Linked DNA regions of Homo sapiens: region 1 is linked to region 2. A link is an interaction called in ENCODE POLR2A ChIA-PET data of the cell type or tissue named here. Cell type or tissue: MCF 10A. All regions are shown on one strand.

Evidence for each region. ChIA-PET counts read pairs that join two places held together with the same protein. Peaks named below come from ENCODE experiments on the same cell type or tissue, not always from the same donor. Only the 100,000 strongest peaks of a DNase experiment are listed, where the experiment ranks them.
Region 1: POLR2A ChIA-PET joins it to region 2 with 10 read pairs; 5 of 35 experiments call an interaction of 5 or more read pairs at or near these places.

What each region holds. Positions count from the first base shown.
Region 1 is chr16:53,861,612-53,864,111 of GRCh38, reverse strand. The region is part of intron 4 of FTO (FTO alpha-ketoglutarate dependent dioxygenase); the gene reads right to left. Among named protein-coding and RNA genes, the nearest start is that of FTO, 160 kb to the right of the region's middle. In MCF 10A, no CTCF peak of the experiment used is centred here; no DNase peak of the experiment used is centred here.
Region 2 is chr16:53,774,861-53,777,360 of GRCh38, reverse strand. All of the region lies in intron 1 of FTO (FTO alpha-ketoglutarate dependent dioxygenase), which reads right to left. Among named protein-coding and RNA genes, the nearest start is that of FTO, 72 kb to the right of the region's middle. In MCF 10A, no CTCF peak of the experiment used is centred here; a DNase peak (open chromatin) is centred at 1,080.

The DNA.
Region 1 (2,500 bases), 87 kb before region 2:
CCATGGCTGAAAACATTTTCAGAATTTGATAGCCAATGAAAGGGGGAGGGGAAGGTTCCTGGCAAGATGCCAGTATAGACACAGGCCCCGTCCCATTCCTAGATTCTCAATGAGACAATCAATGGAACATAAAAATGGATCAAAACCTCTTTTGGCACTATATATTAGAGAAAGGTGCTCAATATGCCAGAAGTGCAAATGATTGCGCTGAATATAGTATAGGTGGAATTAGATTAAAGAAGGGCAAAGAAGGCTGACAGGTGATTGTCTCTCCAAAAGAGCAGCGAGCCTGATAAATATACCAATCAAATCCTGAGCAAAATGCTCACCTCTTAACTCAGAAAGCAAAGAGCAGGAGGGCAAGAGAAGCTTACAGGGCACTCAGAGAGCAAGGCTCTTGCCTCTGTAGCGAGCATTCTATGCACACAACCTGTGATACTCACTGTAGCCAGAATTCTGTGCACATAACCTGTGATACTCACAGACCCCTGGATGTGCTGCTGTTATAAGCCATGACTCTGAGTACCAGGCATTGCAGAAACAAGGAACTGGAGCAATCAGCAATGATAGGAGTGGGCCAAAACCTACCATGGTTTGCTCATACTGCAAGCATCCACATAAAGACAAAAACAAGTTCTTAAGCACACTCCAATTTATAAAATCTCTACATGACTGTGTAAGGACACATCTTCTTCCACCTTCAAGTAAAGGATTTGGCCAGGAATCCATACTAATCTCTCACAGAACCAATCTCAGCTACTTGCCTATCAGCCAGTACTAGTCTACTTTCTATGAGGATAAAGAGGCAAGGAGTAATTGCCAGAACTATGCAAAATTACTACAGTTCAAAGGAATGGAGGCACTTTGATCAAAACTGTCTTTTCTGAAAAAAGTTTACTCGAACTGACATGATAAAATTTTAGAAAATTCTCAGTTTTTCAAGAAGACACTTGATTCAAGAAGGCACTGCATCTGTGAAAATACGGTAAGCAGACATGAAGCTGAAACAGTATGAGATCAGAAAAAACCACTGGCAACTGACTTTTTTAATAGCATTTCTTCATTTAACACGGCAATAGATGGAGTGAACAGCAGAAAACATGCTGCAGAAAAACCAAATTACTGAGCTGGATGAGTGAACTCAAGAGATTCTCCTATAACTCAGGGAAAATACAAGAAATGAGTGATGGAAAACCTTAGACATGAGGAACAGATCCTGGAGATCCAAATGTACTTAACAGGAATCACAGAATGGAAGTAAAATACAGGCTGGGCATGGTGGCTCACACCGGTAATCCCAGCACTTTGGGAGTCCAAGGCAGATGGATTACTTAAGGCCAGTCAGGAGTTCAAGATCAGCCCTGCCAACATGGTGAAACACTGTCTCTACTAAAAATACAAAAAAAAAATTAGCTGGGTGTGGTGGCAGGCGCCTGTAATCCCAACTACTCGGGAGGCAGAGGCAGGAGAATTGCTTGAACCTGGGAGGCAGAGGTTGCAGTGAGCCGAGATCACACCAATGTACTCCAGCCTGGGCGACAGAGAGACTCCATCTTGAAAAAAAAAAAAAAAAGTAAGATACAGAAAGATATAAGAATAATCAAAGAAACACTAGAAGAATGTTTTCCAAGGTTGTGAAAAGACCAGAGTCTGCACTATAAAATGGTTGAGCAAGGACATAAACATATTCTGTTAAAAAATTAAATATAAAATACTACAAATGTCCAAACAGAAAATACAGCTTACCAAAATGAAACCATAATGTAGATCACCTCAGACATCTCCCAACATCAAATATCAGAGGTCACAGAACGATATCCATAGAGTTGTTGGTGGTGGTTTTTTTGTTTGTTTGTTTGTTTTTTGAGATGAAGTCTCACTAATCGCCCAGGCTGGAGTGCAGTGGCACAATCTCAGCTCACTGCAACCTCTGCCTGCTGGGTTCAAGTGATTCTCCTGCCTCAGCCTCCTGAGTAGCTGGGATTACAGGCATGTGCCATCACACCTGGCTAATTGTTGTATTTTCAGTAGATGATGTTTTGCTGTGTTGGCCAGGCTGGTCTTGAAATCCTGACCTCCTGATCTGCCCACCTCGACCTCCCAAAGTGCTGGGATTACACGGATGAGCCACTGCACCCAGCCTCTACAGAGTTTTAAGGGGGAAGTTTGATACTTAAGAATCCTATAGCCAATCAAGCAGATATTCACAAGTGAAAGGATAGGAAGTCACTCTTCTATAATGCAAAGACTCAAAGAATATGCCACGACCACTCCCCTGCCATTAGTCTTCATAAATATTATTAGAAACTACATTTTGGCTGACCAAGAGAACAATCAAGAATTTTTTTTAAATCACAGTACAAAAAGGCTAGCAGTAAGCATAAACGCAGTTAAATAATTTCAAATATTGTTATTTAATTTAATGCAACTATTGCGATTAAGACTTAAATGGAAAGATGTTTCACCTAAAATAAATATTAAAAATCTAAATACAAAATTG
Region 2 (2,500 bases):
AACATGGATGAATCTTGAATCTAGAGGGCATTATGCTAAGTGAAATAAGCCAGGTACAGATCTCCCTAAAATATGGAATCTAAAAAAGTCAAACTCATAGAAGTAGAGAGCAGAACAGTAATTGCCAGAGTTTGGTGGGATAGAGCAGAGAAAGGGGAGATGTTAGTCAAAGGGTAAAAAATTCAGTTTGACAGGAGACCTAAGTTCTAGTGATCTGTTGCACAGCATGCTGACTAGTAAACAGTAATGTATATTTCAAATTTGCTAAAATAGTAGATTTTAAGTATTCTCACCACAAAGAAATAATAAGTATGTGTGGTGACAGATATGTTAATTAGCTTGATTTAATCATGCCACAATGTGTACATGGAACATCACAGCATGCCCCATAAATATAGATAATTATTGTCAATTAAAAACAAAAATGTTTTAAAATAGAAGCTATCACTTGACAAGTTTTGGAATAATATCAAAGAAGAATATCTACATTTAATAGCTGAAGAAGCAATTAAAATACTCCCTTTTTCCATTAATGTCTGAGGCCAGATTTTGTTCATATACTTCAACCAAAACAACATATTTCAACAACTAAACAAAAAAGTATAAGAATCAAGCATCAAGCTAGACAGTAAAGAGATGTGCAGAAAAGTAAAACAATGGCACACTTCTTGCTAATTTTTTACATTGGAAAAGAGTTATTTTTCATAAAAAATGTTACATTAACTTGTAATGAAGGGGTTTTGCTATTTTTAAATCAATAAAGGCTTTTAAAAGTTCCTGTTTTAGTTCCCAGTACAGTAAATATTGATAGGTTTAACCCATATAAACAAAAGCTTTTTGAGTCCTCAACAATTTTTAGGAGTATAAAAGGGTTCTGAAGCCAAAAAATTTGTGAACCTCTGGCCTAAAGCAAACACATAATAGCTGCCTTCTCACACACACAAAAAGCAGAAAGAAGCCAAAGTGAATTTCTTTGGGCTTTATTGTGTAATTCGCTTAAGGCCCATGGGCCTTACTAATTTACATGTCTGATTTACTCAGAATCCTTCTTCCTCCTCCTCGCTGGCAAGAAACCACAGACAAATTCCATTGCTATTTCACAACACACACTTCAGCAAACTGCAATGCAGTGGTATGGACATGGAGCTCATCCAGCCTGGCAAACGGGGATAAGGAGCTCAACTCCAGGGTTTTCCCTCTCAGGGCCCTTTTCAAACACTAAATCCACAAAACTCAGCATTAGTTTGCTCAAAGCAAATAGTTAATTTCAGTAGTAATCAAAAAGACAAAATCACACAGCTAGAGTACCGCTTCAGCCCCCAGATTGACCCTCCACCATCCCCTTTTTCCCAAGCAAGTAGATGTCTAAACCATGAAAAATCAACAAATCAATCCACAACAAATATTTACATTGTCGACATAAAAAGGAGCGGAGAGTATATAGTCATAAAAAGAAAACTAACGATATAGGTAATAAAATTAAAATGCCTTAGTAAACCATGCTATAAGTATGAAGAAAGGAGAAAAAAACTCTGTGCCTAAGTGATCAAAGGAATAAACAAATGAGAAAGAAAACAGACTATTAAAAGCAGGCAAAAGGATAGCAGAGCTGAAAAGTTAGTAAAGGACAAGACACTCTGACATCAGTGATTAGACCTTTTGGCTAAAATTCAGTTCCAGCAGGGGGAAAATGAAAGATAAGCCTGGAATGATAGATTGCACCCTGATTATGGAAGGTCCTGAAAGTCAAGCTAAGGAGTCTGGATTCTATCCTGCATGTAATGAGGAGCCTCAGAAAGCTTTTGAGAAGGACAGGAGCACAGTGGAAGGATGTTTGTTATTTGTTGTTCTGATTTTTAAACACCAATCTACTTATAATATGGTTACGGTGAAAGAAACCAAAAGCCAGATAAGGAGACTACTGCAAAAGCCCAGGCAGACAGGAGCTGGACCTGAACAAGGAGACAGCAATGGAAATGAAAAGGAATCAAGAGTTACAGGTAGGCAGGTGGATCTGAAATCTCACATAGTACCAAGACACGTGACTAGGAAAGGTGGGGCCATATAAGAAATAAGGAAGTCAATGTCATTAACACATCTACTGAGGGCCCACTAAGCTAGTTGCTGTGCTGGACAGAAAATGCAATATGAGTTGGAGGTAAAGATATTTTATTTTAAACATGCTGGGGGAAGAGGTAGATATGGTGGCACTCAGCACCCTTCCAATCTCCTCTTATTGTGCCTTCCTATGGTGCAGAGGATGAAAAGGTAAACACTATTATTTCTCAGACCCTTTTGCAGCTAGGAGTTCTGGATGAGAAATAAGCTTCACCAATTTAATGGCGGCATGTGAGAATCAGAAGTCAAAAATAAAATGGAGGCCATCACCTTGCTGTTTCAACTTTTTCTGCAGGCAACATAGTCATGAGGCAATAACATTCCAGAATCTGGCCATTCACTTTGTAGTTCTCAAATGCCAGTTGTAATGGTGGTACCTTCC